Linked DNA regions of Homo sapiens: region 1 is linked to region 2. The links are chromatin loops, found by intact Hi-C in ENCODE. Cell type or tissue: B cell. All regions are shown on one strand. Each heading gives the region's core, and the rest is flanking DNA. Links, peaks and the distances in the headings are about the cores only.

The links. A loop is a pair of places that touch in the nucleus more often than their neighbours do. Peaks named below come from ENCODE experiments on the same cell type or tissue, not always from the same donor. Only the 100,000 strongest peaks of a DNase experiment are listed, where the experiment ranks them.
Region 1: a loop joins it to region 2, with 3 times the contacts of the local background. A loop is called at or near these places in 2 of 110 quality-filtered maps.

The regions. Positions count from the first base shown.
Region 1 is chr14:105,811,214-105,826,547 of GRCh38, reverse strand. It overlaps IGH. Among named protein-coding and RNA genes, the nearest start is that of MIR4539, 39 kb to the left of the region's middle. RefSeq lists an enhancer at 7,714-8,922. In B cell, for the core only: no CTCF peak of the experiment used is centred there; DNase peaks (open chromatin) are centred at 8,327 and 9,167; H3K4me3 peaks cover 1,354 bases; H3K27ac peaks cover 5,541 bases.
Region 2 is chr14:105,687,069-105,702,402 of GRCh38, reverse strand. It overlaps IGH. Among named protein-coding and RNA genes, the nearest start is that of MIR8071-2, 55 kb to the right of the region's middle. RefSeq lists enhancers at 1,139-1,460, 5,749-6,123. In B cell, for the core only: CTCF peaks have their summits at 7,300 and 7,573; DNase peaks (open chromatin) are centred at 4,172, 10,229, 10,622, 10,982 and 3 weaker places; H3K4me3 peaks cover 2,033 bases; H3K27ac peaks cover 6,567 bases.

The DNA.
Region 1 (15,334 bases), core at 4,922-12,921, 120 kb before region 2:
GCCACGTGTAGGAGAATGAAACTGGATCTTCATCTCTCATCTTATACAAAAATCAACTCAAGATGGATCAAAGACTTAAATCTAAGACCTGAAACTGTAAAAATTCTAGAAACTATAAAAATTTCCAATAACATTGGAAAAACCCTTCCAGGCATTGGCTTAGGCGAGGACTTCATGACCAGAACCCAAAAGCAAATGCAATAAAAACAAAGATAAATAGCTGGGACATAATTAAGCTAAAGAGCTTCTGCACAGCAAAAGGAACAGTCAGCAGAGTAAACAGACAACCCACAGAGTGAGAGAAAATCTTCACAATGTGTACATCTGACAAAGGACTAATATCCAGAATCTACAACAAACTCAAACAAATCAGCAAGAAAAAAACAGACAATCCCATCAAAAAGTGGGGTAAGGACATGAATAGACAATTCTCAAAAGAAGATATGCAAATGGCCAACAAATATATGAAAAAATGCTCAACATCACTAATGATTAGGGAAATGCAAATCAAAACCACAATGCGATACCACCTTACCCCTGCAAGAATGGCCATAATCAAAAAATCAAAAAACATTAGATGTTGGTGTGGATGCAGTGATCAGGGGACACTTCTACACTGCTGGTGGGAATGTAAACTAGTACAGCCGCTATGGAAAACAGTGCAGAGATTCCTTAAAGGACTAAAAGTAGAACTACTATTTGATCCTGCGATCCCACTACTGGGTATCTACCCAGAGGAAAAGACGTCATTCTACGAAAAAGATACTTGCACACTCATGTTTGTAGCAGTACAATTTTCAACTGCAAACTTGTGGAACCAACCCAAATGCCCATCAATCAACAAGTGGATAAAGGAACTGTAGTATGTATATGTGATGGAATACTACTCAGCCACAAAAAGGAATGAATTAATGGCATTCACAGCGACCTGGATGAGGCTGGAGGCTATTATTCTAAGTGAAGTAACTCAGGAATGGAAAACCAAACATCGTATGTTCTCACTGACATGTGAGAGCTAAGATATGAGGATGCAAAGGCATAAGAATGACACAATAGACTTTGGGAACTTGGGGGTAAGGGTGAGAGAGGAAAGAGGGATAAAAGACTACAAATATGGTGCAGCATATGCTGCTCGGGTGATGGGTGCACCAAAATCTCACAAATCACCACTAAAGAACTTATTCATGTAACCAAACACCACCTGTATTCCAATAACCTATGGAAAAATAAACATTAAAAAAATTAAGAAGACTGAAAGAATTAAAAAATTTAAAAAACAGTAAGTAGAAGAGAGGTATGTGAAGAAAGTTATGGGTATGAAGATGTATTTTTGGTACGGAAGGTTAAAAAGAAAAGAGAATTTTTTTAAAAAAGGAAGAATCTTGCGTGATAAATTTTTGTCATAAAGTAAAATGACTGCTTACTTTAAAAAAAGAGGTATCACACACACCAGGGCCTGTTGTGGGGTGGGGAGAGGGGGGAGGGATAGGATTAGGAGATATACGTAATGTAAATGACGAGTTAATGGGTGCAGCACACCAACATGGCACATGTATACATATGTAACAAACCTGCACGTTGTGCACATGTACCCTAGAACTTAGAGTATAATAAATATATATATATATAAAGAAAATTCCACACCTGAAGCCATGTGACAGGCTACAGACAAAACACAGTTAAAACTTTGTTTCATGTACAAAGTTATTTAAAATATTGTACAAAATCACCTTCAGGCTGTCTGTATAAGGTGTACATGAAATACAAATGAATTTTGTGTTTAGACTTGGGTCTATCCAAGATATCTCATTATATATATGCAAATATCCCAAAATCCAAAAAATATAAAATCTGAAACACTTCTGGTCCCAAGCATTTCAGACAGGGGATCGTTAGCCTGTAATGAGAGGGAGTATGGGTCAATTATGACGTTGAAGATTCAAAAAAAATTTTTTTTTAATTTTCAGTCAAGCTCTACCAACTACACTAACTAGAAAACACTCAGGCAGATTGCTTTTTGCTAGGTTAATATGGCATGATTACAACTGTGCATATGAATAACATGTATCAGATTCCTTTTGTTTGGGAATTATTTCATTACAACACTAAACACTGCTTATGTACGCTGGGTCTCTTTTTCAAAGACTACAAATAATGCTTGGTTCTTTGCTTTCAAAATATACCAAACATGAGGTACAAGAATGTACCCATCCATATTTGACCAGGGGTAGAATTAAAAGGTTTGGGTTGAAGAAGATGACATAACATCCCAAGAGGGTTGCATCCCTAGGGGTCATGGGAACAAATGTGGCCAAGTCCCTTTTTAACTGGAAAGGATTTCAGATCCCTGAACAAGACAATTCATCAGTCTTAAGCATAGTAAGTCATCAGCAAATAAGAGAATGATAAACACTAGAAAAATAATCAAATCATTGTCTAAATTCATTATAAAACTATATGAGAAAACTATAAAACTATATGAGAGAGATAAACAGAGACAAGAAGACAAGGATAAAATAAAAAAAGAGGTATCAAACAAAGCAGAACGCCTCAACATGTCATAAAACATCTGAGTAAGTCATAATAAGGTTTGCAAATAATGAATTTACGAAAGGAATTTTGCGTGTGATCAAGATGGCTATAATTAGAAGGGAATTATTTATAAGTCTTTCTAAAGACTGAGGTTTGCTATTAAAAATATGCTAATATAAAACTAAAGATTTAGTTTCCTGTGTTAGAACAACAAAGTTATCTTGAAGTATTGATCTGTTCTTAAAACTACAAGAAGTTTTTATTTTTAATTCTAAAATCTGTTTCTTTAACAGACCATTTCTATTGCTTCCTGGGATCCATTTACTTTCCCTAGTTTCAGGTTGGAAGTCCTCTTCATGTAAAACGAGAATTTCATTTCTTGACATAGTCTTTTCCCCCTAAAGCTTCTCAGTTTTAGATTTCAGAACTTCAACTTCTGTTGTATTTCACAGCACATGATTTATAGATCATGTATATAAATATGGATTTATAGATCATGTATATAAATACAGACTTATCCATCAGTGCCTTCAGCTCTTCCTCCCCATGAGATGGCCTGGGGTGATAGCTCTCTCTTTCAACTTTTTTTTTATCAACTCCTATAACATTTTTTCTCCCATTATAACTCTGTTGTTATGGCTCAATGCTGAAATGTTTATCCTGAAAGTCTAGAAAACAAATGTTCTCTCCAGTATAATTCCAGTATAATTGAATTTTCCCTTGTAACCAGGAAGTTTCTCATGCTGTTGCTTTTTCTATGTGTTCCCCTGCTCAGGTACTAGTTATCTTGTTTACATTTCTCTACTAATGGTTTACACTTATAGCCTTGGACATACTCTTTCTCTGCCTAATTAAACTCAGTGTCTTTTTCATCAGATTTGACTTCCAGTTTATCTACATGGGCTTCCCATGAGGAGACACAATCACACTGCAGGAGGCATTTCTTTAACTTTTGGGTAAGTAGCCTAAAAAAAACAAAGATTTTGTATTTTATTAGGATAATTTTTTGTGTTGTCTTTATGAGGTTTTTGGTTACTTAGGTAACTTGAGCTTTGAAGAAGTTAGGTCCTTTTAATCCATGTAACTTTCCGTATTACTCTTCAAGTCTTTTGATGATCACTGGTTGAATACATGGCTATATTTAATAGTGACCTGAGATTCTGCTTTGATTAGCCATGTTGAACCTTTGACATCTTTGGCAGGCTTCCTCAGGATCAAAATTCTAAAATAAGTCTTTTTTTATCTAGAATTGACTTAGGGATTTTACAGTTAGACCCCTGGAAAGCCTCAAAGAATTTATCTCTCATCCTATAGAGAAAATAAATGATTAGGCTTATTTGGTAAATTATATGGGAAACATTGTCAAATAATAAGTGATATTAGATCTTCTTTCAGTTACATTTGTGGGTATGCTATTGATATGATGTTTCAAAGATTATATAAATTCATATCAGTCTATAACGTTATCAGCCATAATTTTGGTTATGCTACATCTTCTTTAAAGCTATATTTGTATGGAGACGTTACTGATGTGAGTATATTCTAAAGATTATGTGAAATTTATAAAACCCTGATGGTTCTGATGTGATGCTATCAGTCACAGTCATGATTCTGTTTGCTACCTTAAAACACTATAGTAATTTTTAAAAAGTCAATTTCCTTATCAATTGCTGATTATAATGAATTTTTATCAGATGTTTAACCATGGCCATTTTGTTTTTGTGACCCAGAGTTATTGTTTTGATTTTTCTCCAAAAGCATTTGTAATCAGCTATTGTCCAAAATTGCTTTTCATGGAAGAGACTCAAACAGGAACTCTTAAATACGGTTTCCCGATAAAAGATCAATGGACTCAATAAAAAATTTTCAGAACTCTAATAAAGAAACTGAGAAATTCAAAAACCTCCAATCAAGCTCAAGCAGAAAAGCTGACTTCATGATATTGAAGAAGTGATGAGGGGAATATTTTTATGAATTTTATTTGAAGCATCGTTCGTTCTTAAATGTTTTGTTTGCCAGATTTAAGGAAATTTTCTCTCGTAAGTCATCTATAGTTTACAGTAATTTAATACAGTATACTTTTTGTGAACAAAGATGAAAGCAATTATTTTCCCCCCTACGTGACTCCTCCAAAATTTAGAAACTATTCACAAGTGTTCTTATGACGATGTGGCCATTTGTATAAGTCCAGATAAAAACTAGTTGTCTCCTCACTGCAGGATGTAATTGGAAACATCAGGTATATTACTAAGGCTTTGGCTGAAATACCATATTTGAAAAATATACATAGAATGCCTAGTTTCAGCCGGGCGGGGTGGCTCACCCCTGTAATCGCAGCACTTTGGAAGGCCAAGCCAAGCAGATCACCCGAGGTCAGGAGTTCGAGACCAGCCTGGCCAACATGGCAAAACCCCATCTCAATCCCGTCTCTACTAAAAATACAAAAATTAGCCAGGTGTGGTGGCGGGCACCTATAATCCCAGCTGCTCGGGAGACTCAGGCAGGAGACTCTTTTGAACATGGAAGGCAGAGGTTGCAGTGTGCCAAGATCACGCCACTGCACTCCAGCCTCGGCAACAAAGTGAGACTCCGTCTCAAAAAAAGAAAAAAGAATGCCTGGTTTCCAGGGTTCCTTATAATGAGTAAAAATCATCATTTCCTGGCAAGCCCAGAAACCTTAAAACTGTAAGTAAAAGCTAAAGCCTGTCTTGGTTTGGCTTACCAGCATAAAGAGGTATTGAAGTACGAGATTCCTATGTGATCAATGTACAGAGGAAAACTTATGCTTCCAAAGAAAAGCTGTAACACACCTGCTTTTAGATTGTAGCTCTGTGCATTATTTTCAAGTTCTTGTTTTCTACCTATAGACTAGATCCTGAATTCTTCTAGATTCTTCCAATCCAACTTTCTTCCATGGAGAAAAATGAGAACTGCTCTGTTCCTGAAGCCCTATAAGCTGAAGCTAGATAAATGCTAAGAAACAAGTCTCATGCTTGATGTCCGAGCCAGACAGAAAGTTCACCAGACTGCCCAATGCCACGACTAGAGACATTCAAACTGCAAAGCAAGATGAGGAATTTCACATTTTCACTCTGTAGACAGCTTCTCCCAAGTCATGGGAACAAGACTCCATATCATAATGGGACTCTTACCTGTCCTAGGGCCTACAGTTTTTACTTGGCTTCCTATTTTATTTATTCAATTAATTGCCTTGAATCCTGGATTCATTATTTATTCAATTAATTGCCTTTAATCCTAGACATTGCATAATCCTATTATGCAAACTAGGATTGTCATGTTATTACTAATTTTACTTTTTATTTTCCCTTTTTAAACTTTGTATCTGTTACTTGCTGAATTTTTTCAGAAGTACAACTTCTAACAGAATATTGCTAGCCCAGCACTTTGAGATAATAGCAAAAGACCACACCACAGACAAAATTGAACTTAATCATTTACTCCAGGTAGACTTAGCCTGAAAGCCACTGTCTTCAAACCTCCTTTGTTACTCAAATGTGGCTAAAAGGATTTTGACACTGACTCCTAGACATCAATCACTCCTTCAAACATGTGACCAGACCAGACACCTGGGACAGGCCCATCCAAATACTGAGGGACATCAGAACCTACCACAGCATGGTCCATCAGTGAGGCTTCCAGAGAAAGACCTTGACCAAAGGGAGAAAATATGATGAAAGTCGTCAGAATCAAAATGGAGTCCCTTGTGTTAAAAAACAAACAAACAAACGAAACTCTGACATATAAAGCCAGAGAAGGCTGAGAAGCATTCTCATGCATAAACACCTACTAGCAAAAACTATCACAAAAGACTATAAAAAACACAGCCTCGCACAAAGGCCATTGCAACCTTACACAAAAAAATACTTCTGCGAGGACAGCTGCCCAGCAACTGCCTGTGCGCCTCATACTGGCATCACCCTTGTTATTGATCCTTGTAGCCAAAGATTATTTCAAAACGATCATGTAATCGTCCTCATTTTTCCTTTAAAAACCTTTGTCGTCTTTTACCTCCCTGAATATGCACATAGTTTATGATGGTATGTGTGCTCCCACTGCAGTGCTTGGGGACCAAGCTCCCTCCACACCTCACTGTTCCCAAATAAATATTTTCTGTTAGAGCCTCTCTCTGTTCATTATTTAGCTCGACAGGTATTTGGTACAGCAGCCAAAACAGGCCAAGACATTGCCCGGAATCTTCCAGCAGTAGACTGGGGGCCCGGATTTGACCCTGGTCAGTTGGACACGGGCTTCTCTCACTCCACCAGATGAGGAACAAATAGTGAGGTGTGGCGGGAGCTTGGTCCCCAAACAGCTCCTCCGGCCATTTGCCCTCCCCACCCACGGACCAGAGACAGGACGAGGGTGAGCCCCGGTGTCAGCCATGTGCCCCAACCCCGGTGCCTCATTTGCTCCTAGGATGCGTCCTGTAGGTCATCTTCTTGCAGCTGTCCCGCTCAGTCTCCCCTCAACCCCTGCTCATGCTCTTGGTGAGCTTATCAATATTATGGTTTCCAATAGCTTCTGTTCATAGTTTCAACTCATATCTGTCCCTAAGTGTGGACTTTTATTCCACGCGTTGGCACTGGCAGTCAGCTATGTGCCTCCTACTCAAGGCATCTGAAACTGCAGGTGGGTAGTCGGCTAAGTCAGGCCCCAAAAGTGTCTTCATCCAGATTCCCAGAACTGTGACTCTGAGATCTTACATGGCAAAAGGGACTTTGCAGATGAGATTAAGCCAATGATCTTGAGATGAGGAGAGGGGCCTGGATTACTTGGGTGGCTCCGAATGTGGGCACAGGTGTCACAGGAGGGAGGCAGAGGGAGACGTGAGAAGGAGAAGGTGCCATGACTCCGAAGCCAGAGGCTCCTGCTGATCCTCCGGCCCCACCCCCACCCCACGGACCATGTGGTCTTTTTAAAACATGAATCTATCAGGACGGCCCATTCAAACCCACAGAGAGGTTCCCACTGCACCAAGAACAAAGTCAGAACTCTCAGGCCTGACCCACTGCCCTCGGCCACCCTGGAGCCCCAGTGCCCCCAGACCCGGTCCTGGCCTCAGAGTGTAACAGGCTCACTCCCACCACCCATCTGCATGGCAGGCGCCTTGCCATCGCCTCCCCTCTGAGAGCACAGACAGCCACAGCTGGCCTCCGGGTGAAAGGATGGATGAACAGTCAGGCCGGGCGAGTGCTCTCAGAGCCTGCTGGCCAACGGAGGCAGCCGCTCAGGCCTCTGCCTGAGCCATGTGCGATCACAGCTGCCGCCCAGCTGTCCCAAGGAGGCAGCTCTTGGCTTTTCCCCTGGGAGTCGAATTCGCAGGGAGTCCCATCCACAGGCCCCTGGGAGGCGGGAAGACATCTCGGTCTCCAAAGCCAGTAACCTGTGATTCCCCTGAGGATGGTGGGAACCTGGTGTGGGGCAGATGATCTGTATTTGAGCTTTGTTTCTCTCTAGCAATTATACCTAGGAAATACCCTAAAATGCACGACGCAATGCACATTGACCCCAGCAAACTCCCCACCCTGCGCCTGTTTCTAGTGCCGGGGCTGCTCCAGCACAGCCTGTGCACTTGACCGAATGTCTACAGCCCTGGCCCTCAGCCACACTGTGTTGTTTTCATGCACCTTCACCCAACAGAATTGCTCCAACAGAGTGATTCAGGGGGCTGCCCTCCAGCACCACTTCCCCTTTCCATGTTACGTAAATGTCCGTTGAGTCCTGACTGACTACAGAAATCTGTCTTCTGGGGGCATGTGATGCCCCAGGTGGCCCAGGGCCCCGCACAGGAATGTGTTTACAGCTTTCCCGGCACTGAAGCCACAGTCGTAACTCAGCCTCCTGACATGGGCCAGGGCCCTCGCCTCCGCACGCTCTGCAGCTCACCCGTGTCGCCACAGCCTGCTGGGCCTGGACGCCACCCTCTAAGGTGGCACTCGGGGCAGAAACATCTGTTTCCAGCTGGTAACAAACAGGACATGTCTGCCTCCCACACCTAAATCAATGCTTGACAAGCCTGGCCTGATCTCGGGGCGCTCACCACCAGCCACCTGCCTGGGCCCAGCCGACCTCCTCTCCCTTGGTATTTTGAGGGAAGGGTCTGAGCCCTTTCTGCCCCCCTAGACTTGTGGACAGAGGCCCCCCAAGACCTGGACAGAAATCAGGCCATAGTCTCCAGCCCCAAAGAGACTTCCAGAGGCCTGCACCTCTCCTCTCCAGCCGAGGCCCTGATGTCTGCGGCTGTGGCCATAGCCGGCTCTATACCTGCCAAGTTTATTCTAGAAAACATTGGTTTGGACAAGACCTCAAAACGGAATTGGGAAAATGAAAGAGAAAAGAGAAAGGATTTCTGCTCTCATTGTAAGGACAAAAAGCAAATTGAAGACCAGCACTGATACAGATCAATAATCACACCAGAAAAAAATATGGCAAAATATCTATATTCTCTTAAGGTGAATAAGTGTTCTCTCAGAATGAGGCTAAGGCCAGGAACAGTGAAAAGTAAGACTGATAAATTTGCCCACAAGGAAAAAAATAAAGTCTCTATAAGGACAAAGCCACCAAAAACAAAGTAAGCACCCCAGGAAAGAAAGTGACCAAAGTATCTAACATGAAAGAGAGCCTGTATTCGCATGAGCTCCCGAGAAACAGAACCCATAGATGTGGATGTGGATATCGACAGAAATAGGTATCAACATAGACACAGGCTATGGCCACAGGTATGGATAGAGGGAGAGATGCGAGAGAGAGATTTTAAGGAATTGGCTCACACAGTTGTGGAGACGAATGTCCAAAATCTGCAGGGCAAACCAGCAGGCTGGTGACCCAGAGAAGAGCTGAGGCTGCTGCTCCCGTCCAAAGTTCAGCCTGCTGGCAGAATTCTGTCCTCCTTGGGGACTGCCGTCTGTTTTCTCTTAAGGCCTCCAACTGCCTGGATGAGGCCCACCCACATTATGGATGATGATCTGCCTTACTCAAAGTCCACAGGTTGAAATGTTAATAACATCTAAAAATCACCTGCACTATCTAGACTGGTGTTTGGCCAAATATCTGGGTAGTATGGCCTGCCCAAGTTAACACCTAAAATTAACTATCAGAGTCCAAGTAAGTGAATGTAAAAAACAAACAAACAAACAAACAAAAACATGATGAATGAGACAAGCTCGACCTTGAAGAAGTTTTCAGTGGAACGTGGGGAAGAGGAGTTCTCTTTAGCCAGCTGCAGACACAAATAGCCAATAGAACACATGGAGAGTGTTAGAAGTCACAAATCGTCAATGGAAAGCAACTTACAATGTGATGTTCATTGAACATCTACTGTGTGCCAGGCCAAGGGCTAAGGTGGACACGTGCAGTGTGTCTGCACTGCGGCACTAAGGTCCTGGTGGGGAATGGATAATACAATTAAAAACAAATCACAAAGAAACCAGAAGAGGAAAAAAAGCAATTAAAAACAAATAAATGCTCCATAAAGGACAACAGCGCCAGCTGAGGGTGTGGCCATCAATGCCAGGCATCCAGAATATGTCCTTGGGGACATGGACCACTGGGAGGTGCATCCCAGGCAAAAGGAGCAGGAGGGGAAGGGTCCAGGCCAGAAACATGCTTGCCAAGTTCAAGAGCGGTGGGAAGGCCAGTGGGCTTGGGAAGGAGTGGGCTGGAAGGACAGGCCAGAGGCCAGACTGCATGGGGCCAGACTGGCCCTGATTCCAGCCTTGGACTTCACTCTGTGGTGATAGGAGACCCTCAGAGGGACTTGGGGAGGGGTTGTGTGTTTTCCTGGGAGCCACAGAAAAGTGAGTGACACTGGGCTGAGGAAGGAAGTCACAGGACCCACCAGTGTCTGCGCAGGAGTCCCAGTGGAAGAGCAGAAAAAATCCAGGAGAAGATACAAAAGTATTCAAAAGTAATTCAAAATAGCAAAAATCCAAAATATTCAATAATTTAAATGGTATTACTTAAAATAGTATTATAAATAATAAAAATATATTATTAAAAATAATAGATTACTGGCTTTAATACCAATGTACAGAAATCCGTTTTATTTCTATAGACCAGCAACAAACGGAAAATGTGATTCTTATAAAGATGCCAGATGTCTGCTTCTATTAAGGGCATACAGGGAACTCGGACCAGTTAGCAAATCTGAAAGAAGTATTTTAAAAATCTGTTTGAAGGTAATGGAGAGATACCAGAGTGGTGAATAATAGCCACCAAAGTAGCTGCCATTTGCAGTCACTTCCCCCTGAGCCCCTCCCCAAAAGCATTTGCTGATTCTGGGATAGTCAGTGAGAAGCTGAGCAGAAATCCTGACAATCTTAGAGCTAGGGAGAAAAACTCAGAGGCCAGGACTCACCAGGAGAAAGGCGCTTGGGAAGTACATGCACTTTGGATTAGAAACCCATGGACTTTCCTTATAGGAGCAAAGGTGAAGGAAATCATCCCTCACAGGAACTGCAACCAGATGCACTTTATTCAGGTCCTTAGAAAAGCTCAACCTCTACCACTGGGTTAAGTTGATCTCAGATTTTGAATTCCACCAGGAACCAGCCAGAAGCATATGAAAACCGTCTCTGGAAAATTATAACGTCATTTTAGGTTCAGTTGCTCAACCCAATACTTCTGAATACAGTATCCAGCACACAATCACAAAGAACCACACATACAAGTAGACGAAGCAACATGAGTAAGAACAGCAAAAACGGAAGATCAACAGGGACTCCAGACCTCAGCTATGGGAATTAGCACATGAAGACTTTCTTAATACTTTTTATTTCAATAGCTTTTGGGATACAAGTAGTTTTTGGTTACACGGATGAATTCTATAGTGGTTAATTCTGAGATTTTAGGGCACCCATCATCCAAGTAGTGTACACTGTACCCAATATGTAGTTTTTTATCCCTCACCTCCCCCACCCACTTGTAATCCCAGTGCTTTGAGATGCCAGGAGGTTTGGGACCAGCCTGGGCAACATGGCAAGACCCTATCTCTACAAAAAATGTTTAATAATTACCTGGGCATAGTGGTACTTGTCTGTAGCCCCCACTATCTGAGAGGTTAGGTGGGATAATCACTTGAGCCAGAAGTTTGGGGCTACAGGGAGCTGTGATTGAATCACTGCACTCCAGCTTGGGTGACAGAGTGAGGCCCCATCTCTGAAAAAAAATAAAAATAAGTAAAATTTTAAAACTGATAAAATAACAGTGCTACTAGGTTTGAAGAGTTTAAACACAATCTGAAAATTTCATCATAAATTGAAAACTATAAAACACACATAGCAGATCTTTTTTAATTCAGAATTTTAGAACAGAAGTATACAATGAAGAGCTCAAATGATGGGTTTAAGAGCAGACTTAACACAGCTGAAGAAAGAATTAGTGAATCAGAAGTTGGATCAGAAGAAAATATCTAGAATGAAGGATAGACAAAAACACAGCATGGAACTGGAGGGTTAAAAGAAGAGAGTATCCACCGATAAGGTCTAACATATAGGTAGTTAGAGTCCCAGAAGGAGAAGTGAGAAGGAAGAGAAGAAACATTTTTAAAGAGGCAATTGCAGAAATCTTCCCAAACTTAAGGAAATATCCTACCCCATCATTCATATGGAATAAAATACGTAGAAAATCTCATCTATGCCAGGCGTGGTGGCTCATGCCTGCAATCTCAGCAACTTTGGGAGGCTGAGGCAGGCAGATCACTTGAGGCCAGGAGCTTCAGACCAACCTGGCCAACATGGTGAAACCCTGTCTCTAGTAAAAATACAAAAATTAGCTGGGTGTGGTAGTACTCATCTGTAATTCCAGCTGCTTGGGAAGCTGAGGCAGGAGAATCTCTTGAACCCGGGAGGTGGAGGTTGCAGTGAGCCAAGATTGCACCACTGCACTCCAGCCTGGGTGACAGAGCAAGACTCTGAAGAAAATAAAATAAAATAAAACCACATCTATCCATAACATTATAAAACTCCTGAAGACTAAAAAAAAAAAGAGGCTATCTTAAGAGTAGCCAAGGTCGGGGAAGCTCACAATACCTTTAAAGGAGGACCAGTGAGGCTGGCAGCTAATGTCGTAACAGAAACAAGAACAGAATGAGATGCTGTCTTAGGCTGGCAGCTAATGTCGTAACAGAAACAAGAACAGAATGAGATGCTGTCTTTACAGTGCTAAAAGAAATACCTGCTAAGCCAGGGAAACTATCTTTGGAAAATAAAGATGACTTTTCTTTTTCTCTTCTTTTCAATTTTCATTCCCTAGGGCTATCCTAACAAGGACCGTAAAGAACAGAAGTGTATTCTTGCACAGCTCTGGAAGCTGGAAGTCTAAACTCAAGGTGTCAGGAGGGCTGGGCTCTCTCTAAAGCCTCTAGGGTAGGATGCTTCTTGCCCCTTCTAGCTTCTTTTTTTTTTTTTATTTCTAAAACGACTTTATTGCTAAGAACCATGATTATTACTTAAAATAGATTTTTCAGTTACTGATATAAAATATGTTCCTTTTGAGAACAAATGGACACATAGAGGGGAATGACACACACTGGGGCCTATTGGAGGGTGGAGGCCGGGAGGAGGGAGAGGGTCAGGAAAAATAACTAAGGGGCACTAGGCTTAATACCTGGGTGATGAAATCATCTGTACGACAGATCCCCATGGCACACGTTTACCTGCGTAACAAACCTGCACGTGTACCCCTGAACTCAAAATAAAAGGTTTTTTAAAAAATGTTCTTTGTGCTTCTAAAAATGTCTAAATAATCCTATATGCATTTTTCTTATTTGCCTCTTATGCGTAGCTTACAGATTTAAAAGTACAATGTTGCTTGTTTTGTATTCATCTTGGTGGATCTAATAATTTACAAATAGGACATAGGCATGCTGATACAGTCAGCAGTTAATTCCTCCTTCTGACAGTGGGGTTTGGACATACAACCAGCAATGCGTGCAGGTGGAGAGACATAGAGGATCTTTTTTTTTTTTTTTTTTTGAGATGGAATTTTGCTCTTGTTGCCTAGGCTGGAGTGCAATGGTTCGATCTCGGTTCACTGCAACCTCCGTCTCCTGGGTTCAAGCAATTCTCCTGCCTCAGCCTCCTGAGTAGCTGGGATTACAGGCATGCGCCACCACGCCCAGCTAATTTTGTATTTTTAGTAGAGATGGGGTTTCACCATGATGGTCAGGCTGGTCTCCAACTCCCAATCTCAGGTGATCCACCCGCCTCGGCCTCCCAAAGTGCTGGGATTACAGGCGTGAGCCACCACGCCCTGTACGAAGTTTTAGGTCATCTGTGATTCACAAACGACCGGCTTCGAGAAGCTCTGGAACGTGCCAAACAAGGCACTGTGGAGTAGTTTGGCTCCATGTGACCTAAGAGAGGAAAATCTGTTGTCTTTGGGAACATTACACAATTCAGGTAAGATATGTGCATATTCTCAAGGGAAATTTAAGGTGCTCATACTCAATAAATAAACACAAGAGCAGCGTTACAGATAATATTCAAAGAGACAGAGGCTTCTTCATACCTGATGTGGTGGGAAGACCACTGGATGACTGGACACTGAGATACGTGGTTGACAGTCTCGTCTCTGAAACACATGATTTGAGTTTTGAGCTTAGACAAACTTGTTTTTCTCCAGCATCAGTTTTTTCATCAGTAAACAATAATAATAATACTGTGTTTATGCCAACATCATTAGGAAGATCACTTTAAATGGTGTATATAAAAGGATCCATCAACTTTAAAGCCAGTACCCAATATACACTCATAGATATCAGCGTATTACAGAAAAATAGTATTTATTTTGTGGTCAAGCATATCTGGATTCTAATCCCAATTCTACTAATTGCTCCCTTATCTTTTGTGTCCCGTGATCATCAATGTTTTTATCATTAGAATCTTGATAATATCTAGCTCACCATGTTTTTCTGGAAATTATATGAGATAACATATGCAAAGGACTTAGTGCAGCACCAGATGTGACTCTTCCAGCTCCTGTGGTTGCCGACTGCCCTGGGTGTTCCCGGGCCTGCAGACGCATCGCTCCAGCCTCTGCCTCTGTCTTCATGCAGTGTTCTCCCTGTATCTGTGTCTAAATGTTTCTCTTCTTATAATGGCACTGGCCATAGTGGATCTAGGACCCACTCTACTGTAGAGTGGCCTCATGTTATCGTGATTATATCTGCCAAGTCCCTCTTTCCAAATAAGGCCACATTCTCAAGTTCTTGGTGGACATAAATTTGGGGGTGACTCTATTCAACCCAGTATACTTTCTCTTCCTGAGAAGAGCAGTTTGGACTCAAAGCTGTTCGGTGGGCAGATCAAGGGTTGGGGGGTGTCTGCATGGTGGGGGTAGGAGGAGAGATGCAGGGGCCCAGAGCGGGAAGCCAGTGTGGAGTCCAGGCTCGGAGCACCCACATGAGCAGAGGTGGGCAGCCTGATATAGAAAGTCAGATCTTAAGTGGGGTGAGAAGGGTTCCAGATGGGGAGGAGTGCACACTAGAATGGAGGGGGAGCCAGAATGGCAGAGGGGAAGGGAGTACTGGCAGAGAGGGCAGGTTGGTCACACAAGGGGATTGGTCAAGTAAGTAAATACACCGAAAAGAATAGAAAAGAGAGAAGGCAGTTCCAAATACCAAAAGGGAGTGATATGGTTTGGATCTGTGTCCCCACCCAAATCTCATGTCGAATTGGGTTTCAATCTGTGTCCCCACCCAAATCTCATGTCGAATTGGGTTTGGATCTGTGTCCCCACCCAAATCTCATGTCGAATTGTAATCCCCGGTGTTGGAGGTGGG
Region 2 (15,334 bases), core at 4,147-12,146:
CCTGACCACTGAGCCCTTGTCCCAGTCAACAGTCAATAACTGAGCTCTGGTCCTAGTCAATAGTCAATCACTGAGCCCTGGTCCTGATCACTGGGTCCTGGTCCTGATCACTGGGTCCTGTTCTTATCCCTGAATCTTGGTCCTGATCACTGAGCCCTGGCCCTCATCACTGGGTCTTGTTCCTAATCACTGGGCTCTGGTTCTGACCAATGGCCCCTGGTTCTGGTCCCTGACTCCTGGTCCTGATCAATGGGCTCTGCTCTTGACTTCTGAGTCCTGGTGCTGATCATCCAGTCCTGGTCCTGATCACTGGGCCCTGATTCTAATCACTCAGACCTCCTTTTGATCACTGAACCCTAGTATTTATCACTGAGCCCTGATCCTGATCGTTGGGCCCTATTTCTGGTAACTGAGCTCTGATCCTGACCACTGACCTCTGTTCCTAATCACTGAGCCCTGGACCAGATCACTGGCCCCTGGTCCTGATCACTGGCCCCTGGACCTGATCACTGACCCTTGTTCCCGATTGCTGAGCCCTGGACCTGATCACTGAGCCCTGTTCCTGATCACTAACCCCTATTCCTGATCACTGAGCCCTGGTCCTGATTACTGAGCCCTGGACCCAGTCAATGACCCCTGTTCCTGATCACTGAGCCCTGGACCAAATCACTGAGCCCTGGACCAGATCACTGGGCCCTGGTCTTGATCACTGGGCCCTGGTCCTGATTACTGAGCCCTGATCCTGATCACTGGGCCCTGTTCCTGACCACTGAGCCCTGGACCAGACCGCGGATCCCTGTTCCTGATCACTGATCTCTGGTTCTTTAATTATGCATATTCATTTTGAAATCTGATTCCTTTTCTGAGCATGTATCAGTCTGACTAGACACTGAGTCCTGTCTGATTTCTGAGCCTTGGCCCTCATGAGTAAGTGACCTGCAGTGGTGGAGGGAGGCCTCCAGGGGAGCCGAGACCCTCTCAGTGCATGTACTCACTGGTAGATGAAGAAATGACCCCAATGACTTGCTCCATTTTTCCAGGCTCAGAGGGGTGTGTAGGCCCCAGGAGGACTTGGTGGCGAGAAGACCAGCCCAGGCCCTGTGAGCTACACCCAGCCCCAGCCCCTAAGGGGTCGCCAGGTCTCGACTTAGCACTGGGGAGGGGGTACAGTACAGGAGTGGGGACAGGAAGGTGAGGGGAGGCCATGCCGTTTGTATTCTCTTGCTTTTCTCTCTCTCCTGAAGCCTCTTGAATAGACCTGCAGAAATACCCAAAATAGCCCTGTGGGGTGGCTGAGTCATTGTGAACACAGCCCAGGTCAGGTGTTCCAGCCAGAGAACTGCTGTTCTGAGAAACATGCCCCAAAACCGAGACCTGGCCAGGTGTGCCTGGGGCCTGAGCGAGGGGCTGCAGCCACAGGTAGGCCCAGCCCCAACCAGCCCAGGGTCAGCTAGGGCTTTCCAGGTCCAGGGTTAGGCAGAGGTCAGCCAGGGTCAACCATGGTCTATCTGAGGGGAGAGACAAGAGACACAGAGACATAGAGAGAGAGAGAGACAGGGATGGGGAGAGACAAGAGAGACAGGAAAGGAGAGACAAAGACAGACACAGAGAGAGAGATGGGGATGGAGAGAGATAAGAGACAGGGACAGGGAGGGACAGAGGCGAGGCCAGTGACAGAGACAGAGTTACAAGAGACAGAAAGAGAGAGAGATGAGATGAGAGAGATAAGAAGAAACGGAGACAGAGATGGGAGAAAAAGAGAGGAGATGGGAACAGGGAAAAAGAGACATGGAGACAGACATGCAGAGAGAACACAACAGAGGCAGAGAACACACAGGGAGAGAAAGAGGCAGCAAGATGGGCCCAGGAACTCAGCTGCAAGCCCCTCTCACACAGTCACTCTCACAAACACACACCACGACTATTATACAACATTCACACACAAACACACAGAAACATACCCACGCTCACAGCCACACACTAAGTCACTGTCACATCCATACCCACACTCACACCCAAACACACATGGCCCAGGAGCAAATGGGGAGACCTCAGCCTGCAGCTGGGAGCGGCCGAGCGGGCGCTGGGCCAGAGTCGGGGCCTGTCTGTGGGTGGGGGGCACGGCAGCACGGGCCCACCTGCACCTACAAGGCCTGGCCCCCGAGGTCACTGGGCCACCACCCAGCCCTCGCCCTGTTCCCCGTCTGTGCTGGCCGGGGCAGGACTCTGAGCCTCCAGGAAACCTGCAGATCCACACAGGACCCGGAACATCGGGCTGGGGTGGGTAACAACATGGGAGAGGCGGGAGCAGGAGGTCCCAGGACCCTGCGCACTGCGACCCCAGCCCTGGGGGCTGAAGCCCAGGACAGCCTCAGGTCTCCCAGGAGGGACTGGACAGTGGGGGATGGTCAGAGAACAGGAGAGCCAGCAGGGTGCAGCCCGAGGACAGGGATGGACGCTGGGAGGTCAACAGGACAGGGGCAGGGGCCGTGGAGTGGGCGAAGGTCCTGGAGGGCCTAGAGAACCTGTGGGTCCGTGTTTGTGGGAAGGAGGCCAGGAGCAGCCCAGAGTGGCCAGGCTGGCAGGGGTGAGGAGGTGGGGGCAGTGAGGTGAGGGTGACCGAGCCAGTGAGGCCTCTGGCCAGGGAGGGGACCTTGGCTGGGCTCTGACTGAACCCAGGGCTCCTGGAGAAGGGGCCCCAGGCGGGGATGAGGATGTGGGCATCTGACTCCATCAACAATGGGGCTTCCAACACGCACAGCCTGGGCCTCGGAGACCTGGGCCCTGACCCGCCTCCCCCTGGCACTGGGCCGGGTGCCGTGTGTGGTCCCCAGTCCCCGCAGCACCTCCCCCACACTGGTCACGTTCCAGGGCCCCTCTGAAGCACCTGCTGTGAGGGGATGTGGGGAGGGGACAGGGACTTGGGCCTGAGCTGCCGGGTCGGGGGGGAGTCGGGGACCCAGGCTCAGCGTGTGGCTGGGGACCAGACAGATGGGGATGGAGGAGGACACGCCCTGTACCCACTGCCTGCCAAGGGGCTGGACCCACGCCCAGTCTAGGCCATGTCCCCCGAGGCCTGTGAACCTTCACTCTGAGCCACTAAAACATTCAGGAGCTTTGAAAGCAGCCCCCGTCCTTGTCACTATGCGATGACTCTGAGCATCACGCTGTCCCTGCTGGATCCACCCTCCAGCCCCAGCGAGGGAGGCTGGGCCCCGGGCAGCAGGTGGTGAGGGCAGCGGGCACAGCCACCCTACAGCACACACAGGGTCTCAGGGACGCGTCCACCACAGCCCGTGCACAGGCTCCTCACGGCACTGAGTTCACCCGGGGCGCGGGCCGTTTGTCCTCAGGAGTCCCGCTGTACCCTCCGCCCCCAGCCCTGTCCTGCTGAGGCTGCAGCTGGGTCCCGGGGCACAGGGCGGCCCTGAGCACTTTGTCATCTTGGTCCCTGTCGGGTGGGCTGCTGGCTGTCTGTGGAGCTGGCAGAGCCGCGGTTCAGCCTTGGAGGCCGGTCCTGGGGCCCAGCAGCCGTGGGGAGCACTGCCCAGTCCCGTGCCCACAGGGAATCACCTGGGCTGAGGAAGGGCCCACACGCCGACGGGATCGGGGTCAGGCAGCGCACGCCTGGCACCGAGATCCCACGTCCCGAAGTGGGGACACGGCCCAGGGGCACTGTTCCGGGAGGGTCTCAAGATGGGGTCTCCTATTTCAATCTTCACTCCTTCTGCACCTGTTAGCTGGGAACCTTCTAGAAGGAGGGGTGTCCTCAATCATGGGGTGGTTGTGAGCTGAGCACAGATCATGCAGGAAGGTACATGGCTTCTCCTTCACCAGGAAAACAGTGCAGAGAGACAGAGACACAGAGACAGAGACAGAGTAACAGAGAAAGAGAGACAGAGAGAGACACAGAGACAGAGACAGAGTAACAGAGATAGACAGAGAGACACAGAGACAGAGACAGAGTAACAGAGATAGAGAGACAGAGAGAGACACAGAGACAGAGTAACAGAGAAAGACAGAGAGACAGAGACAGAGACAGAGTAACAGAGAGACAGAAAGAGACAGAGACAGAGTAACAGAGATAGAGAGACAGAGAGAGAGATAGAGACAGAGGCAGGCACAGAGATAAGAAAGATACACAGAAACAGAGAGAGACAGAGATAGATAGTCACTGTCACATTCATACCCACGCTCACCTGCTCACACACTCACACACTCACCTCACACTCACACACACTCTCACACTCACAGTCACTTACACTCACACACAGTCACACACACACAGTCACACACACACTCACAAACACACTCACACACTCACACACACTCTCACACACACACTGAGCTTCCCTCAGGCCCTGTCACTTCCGATGGGGCCTACGGCCTGTCTAAGCCTCTGGGCCACCAGCCCCTGGCTCACCGGTGTGTGCCCACCACACCCCGCCTTGGGGGTCCCCTCTATGAGCTGGGCACATGCCCTCCGCTCTGTTCATGGCTGGCCTGGGGGAAACAGGGCCCACCCAAGGCCTGGCTCAGGGAAGGCCTCAAACACACATGGCCCAGGAGCAAAGGGGCAGAGCTCAGCCTGCAGCTGGGAGCGGGCAGGGGTAGTGGAGTGGGCAGAGGGCCTGGAGAACCTGCAGGGCTCCGATGTCTCTGGGAAGGGGGCCCAGGAGCAGCTCAGCGTGGCTGGGCCGGCAGGGGCGAGGAGGTGGGGGCCGTGAGGGAGGGGTGACTCGGCTGTGTGGGGTGCCGGGGGACACGGGCTTTGCTCCGGCTGAGCCCAGGCAGTGGCGAATCCCTGAGCTGCCAGGAGGAGAGCAGGGCCGGGGTCAGGCAGAGGTGGGCCGCGGGGCCGAGGGCTGCGGCCGGTCGGGAGCAGTCGGTCGGTTGAGGGCACCATTACATGGAGGGCTGTGAGACGGGAGACCCCATTCCCTTCATTCCTTGTGCACGTGTTAGTGAGGAAACTTCTAGAAGGAGGGCATTGCTCGTAGTGGGTGAGTGTGAGCACAGATCATGCAGGCTGGCGTGCTGCCGTGAAGTGCCTCTCTTTACTTTCCAGACCTCAGCATGGCAAGCCCGTCCTGCGCCCCAGGGTCTTTCTGGAGTACACGCCGCGCGGTCCTGGTGGGCACCATACCTGGCACCCACGCTTTGGCCGGGCCCGAACCTTGCGCCCTCCCAGCCCCCATGTGGCTCTCCCTTGGCCATACTGGCCTTTTGCCAGTCCTCCTACCTCACCCTAGGGTCTGCCTGGCCCTGCCCTCCCTTCCTAGCCCCCCAAGGAGGCTGGAGGGCACCCCTGCGTCCACCAGCAGCAGCTCCTCATGGGCGAGTCTCCTTGGGCCAGTGACACATAGTGTGCCCCGATGGTGCCACGGCAGCCTGGGCCCTCCGCCTTCCTGCTTGGCAGGCACCCCCGCTCCCTGCACCCTCACCGGGGCACCTGTGAGCCCTGAGGGCCAGTGGGGGTCTCACTGCTGCTCCCTCCCACAGCCTAGCCTCGGGCCTCAGGGCTCTGCATCCAAGCGGCCCAGGGCTCCCTGCGGTCTCAGCCCGAGTGGGCCTTTGAGCCTTCGCGTTCTCTGCAGGGTGGGACCTGCCCAAGGGCTGCTGAGGGCTTCCCAGGGGTCCTGTGGGTCCCACCTAGGGGCAAGCTGGTGAGGAAAGTGGGTCCTGCCATGGCGGCCGGGTGGGCTGAGTTTTCGGCATCTCTGGGCCCAACAGCAGGTCCCTGGAGCGGCGCCCACCCCTCCCCCAGGCAGGTGTGAGGGCTCTGATCTGTTTCTCCTTGAGTGACTCATTCTGGGCAGACTTGGCCCTCAGGGCACATGCAAATGGTTGTTTGTTCCACACCGAAAACATGTTTCTTGCCCTCTGAGGCTGTTTCCAGAAATAGCTTGCACGATTCTCCACCTGCAGCTGCAGCCGCCACCCACCCAGTGTGGCCAGGCTGGCCCAGGCCTCCAGATTCGGGGACACCCCCCGCCCCCTCCCCCAGCGTGGCCAGGCTGGCTCAGGCCTCCAGATTCGGGGACACCCGCCCCCTCCCCCAGGACAGGCCCACTTGGGTTACTGACACTGGGACCACCCTGCAAACGTCAACTTTATTGAATTCAGTGGTTCTGAACTTGTTGCCATCTTTGGGACCAGGACCCAGGGGCAGCCCCCAGGTTGGCAGGAAGGGCAGGGGAGCCAACGCTGGCAGGGCCCCCAGCCAACCCCCACCCCAGAAGCCCCAAGGAGGCTGAGCGGAGGTGGCCCTGGTGGCCTGGGCACAGGCAGCCCGATTGGTACAGGGCCGGTCTGGTGCAGGCCCGCACCTCCCCCACCCTCATGGCCTGGTGGTCCCCACTGTACAGAGAGAACACTGAGGCTCAGCAGGGCCAGGGACATGGCCTGAGGTTACATGGTGATGGGGGCTGGGTCTCCGGGCCTGGGGGCCGTGGTGGGTGCAGCACCCGGACTGCGTGGGCTGTGGCCTCCCTGCTCCCAGCTCTGTCACACCCGTCTCCATCTGAGCCTCCAGCTCCATCTTTCCCGCTGTCCCTGTCTCTGGCTACCCTTCTGTCTCCCTGTCTCTCTGCCTCTCTGAAGGTATCTCCCTGCCCGAATCTCTGTCTCTGTCCCATTGTCGGTGTCTCTGACTCATCTCTGTCAAGCCCGTCTGCTGGGCTTTGTCCCGCCATCTTGCCTGTCTTGGCCTCTCTCTCTTTCTGTGTGTCTCCGTCGGTGCCTCCTTTCTCCATCCATCTCTCCCCCGTGTCTGTCTCTATCCCTCCGTCTCTCTTCCCGTCTATCCCTCCCTCTGTGCCTGTCCCTTTGCTGTGTCCCTTTCTTTGCCTCTGTCTCTCTGTCTGTCTCTTCGTGTCCCTGTGTGTCTCTCTCTGTCTCTCTGCTTCTATCTCTGTCTTTCTGTATCTCTGTCTATATCTCAGCCTCTTTGTGTCCCTGTGTGTGTGTCTCTCTCTTCTCTGTCTTTCCATGCCTCTGTCTATATCTCTGTCTCTCTGCCTCTGTATCTCTGTCTGTCTGTTCGTGTCCCTGTGTATGTCTCTCTCGGTCTCTTTCTGTATCTCTGTCTATATCTGTCTCTCTCATCTGTCTCTTCCTGTGTGTGTCTCTCTGTCTCTCTGCCTCTGTCTCTCTCTCTCTGTCTCTTCATCTCTGTCTCTGCCTCTGTGTCATTTTGTGTGTGTTTCTCTATGTCTCTCTGTCTGTGTCTCTTCCTCTCTGTAGCTCTCCCTCTCTCTGTCTCTCCTTATACCTCTCTTTCTCTCTCTCTGTTTCTTTCTCTGTCTCTTTTTGTCTTTCTCTGTCTCTCTGTCTCTGTCTCTTCCCCTCTATATATCTCTGTCTTTCTGTTGCTGTCTGTCTCTGTTTCTCTTCAGCCCTCTCTGTCTCTCTTTGTCTCTGTCTTTCTCTGCCTTTCTAACTCTCTTTCTCTGTCTCTCTGTCTCTATCTCAGTCTCTCTTCTTATCTCTGTCTCTATCTCTCTCTGTCTCTCACTCTCTGTATCTGTCTTTCTCTTATCTCTATTGCTCTGTCTCTATCTCTGTCTCTCTCATCTCTATCTCTGTCTCTATCTCTCTTTCTGTCTCTCTGTATCTCTCTGTATCTCTGTCTCTGTAACTCTCTTTATCTCTTACTGCCTCTGTTTCTCTCACTCTGTCTCTGTCTTTCTTTATCTCTGTCTTGGTCTCTGTCTCTCTGTAACTTTATCTCTGTCTCTCTGTTTCTATCTCTGTTTTTCTCTGTCTGTCTCTGCCTATATCTCTGTCTCTCTTTATCTGTCTCTCTGTCTCTGTGTATCTCTGTCTCTCTGTAACTTTATCTCTGTCTTTTTCTGTCTCTGTGTCTGTGTGTCTGTCTCTGTGTCTCTGTTTTTCTCTCTCTCTCTCTCTGCCTATTTTTCTCTCTCTGTCTCTGTCAATGTCTCTTTCTGGATCTGTGTTTCTTTCTCTCTGTCTCTGTCTCTCCATCTCTGTCTCTATCTATCTGTCTCTCTGTAACTCATCTCTGTCTCTATTTGTGTCTGCATGTCTCTTTCTGTGTCTCTGTTTCTCTCTCTGTTTCTGTCTCTTTGTTTCTCTGTCTCTGTGTCTTTCTCTCTGTCTCTGTCTGTATCTCTGTGTTTCTATTTCTCTGTCTCTCTCTGTCTCTGTCTCTCTCTTTCTCTGTTACTCTGTTTCTGTCTCTGTGTCTCTGTCTCTCTGTAACTCCTCATCTCTGTCTCTATTTGTGTCTGCATGTCTCTTTCTGTGTCTCTGTTTCTCTCTGTCTCTGTCTCTCTGTTTCTCTGTCTCTGTCTCTGTGTCTTTGTCTCTGTCTGTATCTCTGTGTCTCTATTTCTCTGTCTCTCTTTCTCTCTCTGTCTCTGTCTCTCTGTCTTTCTCTGTTACTCTGTCTCTGTCTCTGTGTGTCTCTCTCTGCCTCTCTGTCTTTCTCTGTTACTCTGTCTCTGTCTCTCTCTGTCTCTCTCTGTTACTCTGTCTCTGTCTCTGTGTCTCTCTGTCTGTCTTTCTCTGTTACTCTGTCTCTGTCTCTGTGTCTCTCTCTGTCTCTCTGTCTTTCTCTGTTACTCTGTCTCTGTCTCTGTGTCTCTCTCTGTCTCTCTTTCTCTGTTACTCTGTCTCTGTCTCTCTCTGTCTCTCTGTCTTTCTCTGTTACTCTGTCTCTGTCTCTGTGTCTCTGTCTCTCTGTCTTTCTCTGTTACTCTGTCTCTGTCTCTGTGTCTCTCTCTGTCTCTCTTTCTCTGTTACTCTGTCTCTGTCTCTCTCTGTCTCTCTGTCTTTCTCTGTTACTCTGTCTCTGTCTCTGTGTCTCTGTCTCTCTGTCTTTCTCTGTTACTCTGTCTCTGTCTCTGTGTCTCTCTCTGTCTCTGTCTTTCTCCGTTACTCTGTCTCTCTCTCTGTCTCTCTGTGACTCTATCTGTTACTCTGTCTCTGTCTCTGTGTCTCTCTGTCTCTCTTTCTCTGTTACTCTGTCTGTGTCTCTGTGTCTCTCTCTCGTCTGTCTTTCTCTGTTACTCTGTCTCTGTCTCTGTGTCTCTGTCTCTCTGCACTGTTTTCCTGGTGAAGGAGAAGCCATGTACCTTCCTGCATGATCTGTGCTCAGCTCACAACCACCCCATGATTGAGGACACCCCTCCTTCTAGAAGGTTCCCAGCTAACAGGTGCAGAAGGAGTGAAGATTGAAATAGGAGACCCCATCTTGAGACCCTCCCGGAACAGTGCCCCTGGGCCGTGTCCCCACTTCGGGACGTGGGATCTCGGTGCCAGGCGTGCGCTGCCTGACCCCGATCCCGTCGGCGTGTGGGCCCTTCCTCAGCCCAGGTGATTCCCTGTGGGCACGGGACTGGGCAGTGCTCCCCACGGCTGCTGGGCCCCAGGACCGGCCTCCAAGGCTGAACCGCGGCTCTGCCAGCTCCACAGACAGCCAGCAGCCCACCCGACAGGGACCAACATGACAAGGTGCTCAGGGCCGCCCTGTGCCCCGGGACCCAGCTGCAGCCTCAGCAGGACAGGGCTGGGGGCGGAGGGCACAGCCGGACTCCTGAGGACAAACGGCCCGCGCCCCGGGTGAACTCAGTGCCGTGAGGAGCCTGTGCACGGGCTGTGGTGGACGCGTCCCTGAGACCCTGTGTGTGCTGTAGCGTGGCTGTGCCCGCTGCCCTCACCACCTGCTGCCCGGGGCCCAGCCTCCCTCGCTGGGGCTGGAGGGTGGATCCAGCAGGGACAGCGTGATGCTCAGAGTCATCGCATAGTGACAAGGACGGGGGCTGCTTTCAAAGCTCCTGAATGTTTTAGTGGCTCAGGGTGAAGGTTCACAGGCCTCGGGGGACATGGCCTAGACTGGGCGTGGGTCCAGCCCCTTGGCAGGCAGTGGGTACAGGGCGTGTCCTCCTCCATCCCCATCTGTCTGGTCCCCAGCCACACGCTGAGCCTGGGTCCCCGACTCCCCCCCGACCCGGCAGCTCAGGCCCAAGTCCCTGTCCCCTCCCCACATCCCCTCACAGCAGGTGCTTCAGAGGGGCCCTGGAACGTGACCAGTGTGGGGGAGGTGCTGCGGGGACTGGGGACCACACACGGCACCCGGCCCAGTGCCAGGGGGAGGCGGGTCAGGGCCCAGGTCTCCGAGGCCCAGGCTGTGCGTGTCGGAAGCCCCATTGTTGATGGAGTCAGATGCCCACATCCTCATCCCCGCCTGGGGCCCCTTCTCCAGGAGCCCTGGGTTCAGTCAGAGCCCAGCCAAGGTCCCCTCCCTGGCCAGAGGCCTCACTGTCTCGGTCACCCTAACCTCACTGCCCCCACCTCCTCACCCCTGCCAGCCTGGCCACTCAGGGCTGCTCCTGGCCTCCTTCCCACAGACACTGACCCACAGGTTCTCCAGGCCCTCCAGGACCTTCTCACACTCCACAGCCCCTGCCCCTGTCCTGTTGACCTCCCAGCGTCCATCCCTGTCCTCAGGCTGCACCCTGCTGGCTGTCCTGTTCTCTGACCATCCCCCACTGTCCAGTCCCTCCTGGGAGACCTGAGGCTGTCCTGGGCTTCAGCCCCCAGGGCTGGGGTCGCAGTGCGCAGGGTCCTGGACCTCCTGCTCCTGCCTCTGGCATGCTGTTACCCACCCCAACCTCCCCAGCCCGATGTTCGGGGTCCCGTGTGTATCTGTGGGTTTCCCCGAGGCTCAGAGTCCTGCCCCGGCCAGCACAGACGGGGAACAGGGCGAGGGCTGGGTGGTGGCCCAGTGACCTCGGGGGCCAGGCCTGGGGTGTGCAGGTGGGCCCGTGCTGCCGTGCCCCCCACCCACAGACAGGCCCCGACTCTGGCCCAGCACCCGCTCCGCCGCTCCCAGCTGCAGGCTGAGCTCTGCCCATCTGTTTCTGGGCCATGTGCATGTGTGTTTGGAGCCTTTCCTGAGCCAGGCTTTGGGTGGGCCCTGTTTCCCCAGGCCACCGATGAGCAGAGCGCTGTCAGCTTACCGAGGGGACCCCCGAGGCAGGGTTTCGTGGGCACACACCAGTGAGCCCTGGAGCTGGTGGGGGGTGAGCGTGTGAGGGTGGGAGCGTGTGAGCATGGGTACAAATGTGACAGTGACTTAGCGTCGGGGTTTGAGTGTGGGTGGGGGTGTAAGTGTGGGTGAGGGTGTGAGTGTGGAAGTGTGTTAGTGAGTATATGAATGTGAGGGTGAGTGTGAGTGAGGGTGTGAGTGTGTATAGGCGTGTGGGTTGTGTGTATAGGAAGTGTGCGTGTTGTGTGTGTGTATAGGAGGTGTATGTGTTGTGAGTGTGTGATAGTTGCATGTGTTGTGTGTGTATAGGTCTATGGGTTGTGTGTGTGGTGTATGGGTTGTGTATGAATGTGTGGTGTATGGGTTGTATGTGTGTATAGGTATATGTGTTGTGTGTTTTTGTGGTACATGAGTTTGTGTGTGTGTATAGGTGTATGGGTTGTGTGTGTGGTGTATGGGTTGTATGTGTGGGTGGTGTATGCGTGTGTGTATGAGTGTTTCGTGTATGTGTTGTGTGTGTGGTGTGGTATATGTGTGTGTGAGTGTGTGGTGTATGGGTTGTATGTGTGTATAGGTGTATAGGTTGTGTGTGAGTTTGTGGTATATGGGTTATGTGTGTGAGTGTGTGTACAGGCGTATGGGTTGTGTGTGAATGTGTGGTGTATGGGTTGTGTATGAGTGTGTGTAGGTGTGTGGCTTGTTTATGAGTGTGTATACAGGTGTATGGGTTGTGAGTGTGTGGGTATGGTTTGTGTATGTGGTCTGTGGGTTGTGTATGAGTGTGTGGTGTATAAGTTGTGTGTGTATATAGGTGTACGGGTTGAGTGTGAGTTTGTGGTATATGGGTTGTATGTGTATATAAGTGTATGGGTTGTGTGTGAGTGTGTGGTGTATGGGTTGTGTGGGGGGGGGTGTACGGCTTGTTTATGAGTGTGTGTATAGGTGTATGGGTTGTGTGTGTGGTTATGGCTTGTGTGTGTTTATGGTCTGTGGGTTGTGTGTGTGCTGTATGAGTTGTGTGTGTGTGTATAGGTGTTTGGTTGTGTGTGTTTGTGGTATATGGATTGTGTGTGAGTTTATGTATAGATGTATGGGTTGTGTGTGAGTGTGTGGTGTATGAATTGTGAGTGTGAGTGTGTATAGGTGTATGTGTTGTGTGTGCAGTGTATGGGTTGTGTGTGTGAATGTGTATAGGCATATGGGCTGTGTGTGTGTGTGGTTATGGCTTGTGTGTGTTTGTGGTCTATGGGTTGTGTGTGTGGTGTATGAGTTTGTGTGTGTGGTGTATGGGTTGTGTGTGTGGCATATGGGTGTGTGTATAGGTGTATCATTTGTGTGTGAGCGTGTGGTATATGGGCTGTGTGTGAGTGTGTGGTATATGGGTGTGTGAGTGTGTATAAATGTATGGGTTTGTGTGGTATATAGATTGTGAATGTGTCTGTGGTGTATGGGTTGTGTGTGGTGTATGGGTTGTGTGATTGTGTATAGGTGTATGGGTTGTGTGTGAGTGTGGTATATAGTTTGTGTGAGTGTGTGGCATAAAGTTTGTGAGAGTGTGGTATATGGGTTGTGTGTGGTATATGGCTGTGAGAGTGTATATAGGTGTATGGTCTGTGTGTGAGTGTGTAGCATATAGTTTGTGGGTGTATGTGGTGTAGTTGTGTGAATGTGTGGTGTATGGGCGTGTGAGTGTGTATAGGTATATGGGCTGTGTGAGAGTGTGGTATATGGGTTGTGTGTGTGTGCTCTATGAGTGTGTGTAAGTGTATGCTCTGTGTGTGTATGGGGGGTGTGTGTGTGTATATATAGGGGTAGGGGTTGTGAGTGTTTTGTGTATGGGTGTGTATGTATGTACACGGGGTGTGTGTGTGGGACATGGGTGTGTGTGTATATGTGTATGTGTTATATATGTGAGTGTGGTATATATAGTGTGGTGTGTATATAGTGTATGCGCTGTGTGTGGTGTATGTGTGTGTGTGTATATATGTATGGGTTGTGTGTGTGGTATGTGTTGTATGTGGGAAATAGGTGTGTGAGTGTATATGTGCGCGCGCTGTGTGTGTGTGTGTTATATATGTGTGTGTATATGTGTATGGGTTATGTGTGAGTGTGTGCTACATAGTTTGTGGTGTGAGTGTGTACTGTATGGGCTGTGTGTGTGGTGTGTGGGTGTGTGCGTATAGGTGTATGGGTTGTGTGTGTGTGGTGTATGGGTTGTATGTGGTATATGGGTGTGAGTGTGTATAGGTGTATGGGTTGTGTGAGTGTGTATAGGTGTATGGGTTGTGTGTGAGTGTCTGATGTATGGGTTGTGTGTATGTGGTATATGGGTATGTGAGTGTGTGGTATATAGTTTGTGAGTGTGAGTGTGTGGTGTATGAGCTGTGTGTGTGTGGTATATGGGTGTGTGAGTGTATATAGGTGTATGGTTGGTGTGTGACTGTGTGGTACATAGTTTGTGAGTGTGAGTGTGTGGTGTATGGGTTGTGCGTGTTTGGTATATGGGTGTGTGAGTGTGTGGTATATAGTTTGTGAGTGTGAGTGTGTGGTGTATGAGTTGTGTAGGTGTGTGGTGTATGGGTTGGGTGGGAGTGTGTGGGACGTGACTGGATAAGTTCGTGAGTGTGAGTGTGTGGCTGTGGGTGTCTGTGTGTCTCTGGGTGTGTGTGGATGGGGGTATGTGGGTGTGAGTGTGTGTGTGAGGTGTGGGTGTGGGGGTGCACTGCGTGTCCTCCCTGGGGGTGGCCCCTGAGAGTCGGGGCCTGAGCCCGGATGTCTCCGTGACTCTGCATGTCTCCCTCTGCCTCCGTCTCTCTGCTTTGTGTCTGTCTCTGTCATCCCTGCCTCGCTGGAAAGGTGACTGGATAAGTTCGTGAGTGTGAGTGTGTGGCTGTGGGTGTCTGTGTGTCTCTGGGTGTGTGTGGATGGGGGTATGTGGGTGTGAGTGTGTGTGTGAGGTGTGGGTGTGGGGGTGCACTGCGTGTCCTCCCTGGGGGTGGCCCCTGAGAGTCGGGGCCTGAGCCCGGATGTCTCCGTGACTCTGCATGTCTCCCTCTGCCTCCGTCTCTCTGCTTTGTGTCTGTCTCTGTCATCCCTGCCTCTGCCCCATCCCTCTGGGTCCTAGAATCTGTCCAAGTCTGGGGCCGCCTCCCAGGAAGCCCCACAAGTGTCCACCAAGGGATGCACGGAGGACAAACTGCAGTGCACACATACGAGGAGGCTGAGTCACCAGAGCCTCCACGCTAGTCCTGCCCCGACTCCCCGGGTCAGGGCTCCAGGCCCCAAGCGCCGCCCGGCTCCCCCCTGGGCTGGGGCCTGTATGGGGCTGGGAGTCTGGAGGCTCAGCCCTGCGGGGGAGGTGTGAGCAAACCCGCCTGCACTGCGAACCAAGCACAGGCCATCCCCTGACACTCAGACACGCAGAGACGTGCACAGACACATACACATACGCACAGACACACAGACATGCACACACAGAAACGCACAGACACACAGACATGCACACACAGAAACGCACAGACACACACAGACATGCACAGAGACACACACACAGAGTCATGCACAGACATGCACAGACACACACACACACAGACACACAGACATGCACAGAGACACACACGCACAGAAATGCACAGACACACACGGACATGCACAGACACACACATATGTGCACAGAGACACACATATAGACACACATCCACATGGATGCACAGACACACAGAGACACACACAGGCAAACACATACACACACAGACACATAAAGACACAGACACACGGATATGCACACACACATACAGACACACATGCACGTGGATGCACAGACACACACCGACACACATAGAGACACACACACACACAGACACATAAAGACACACACAGACATGCCCGCACACAGGCACCCCCTCCCGCAGGTCACGCTTGCAGCCCCTGGCCACTGTCCTGCCCCGTGTCATGAACCTGCCTCCCCTGTTGCTCCACGCCAGGACATTGCTGCCTGACCACAGCCTGGACCACCTGCTCAGCCCTATCAGTGCGGACAAAGGCCTTGTCCTGGCGGTGACAATGAGCCAGGCCCACTGCACACTTGTCCACACCACACACCTGTCCACCCCACACACCTGTCCACCCCACACACCTGTCCACCCCACACACCTGTCCACACTACACACCCGTCCGCATCACGCACAACCGCACACCTCCAGCTCATCCACCACTCACTGCACACACGCTTGCATCTCACACGCTCATGCTCACACTCATGCACTAACACACACATTCTCCCACCTGTTGCCAAGCTCACACACGTGCACACATGGC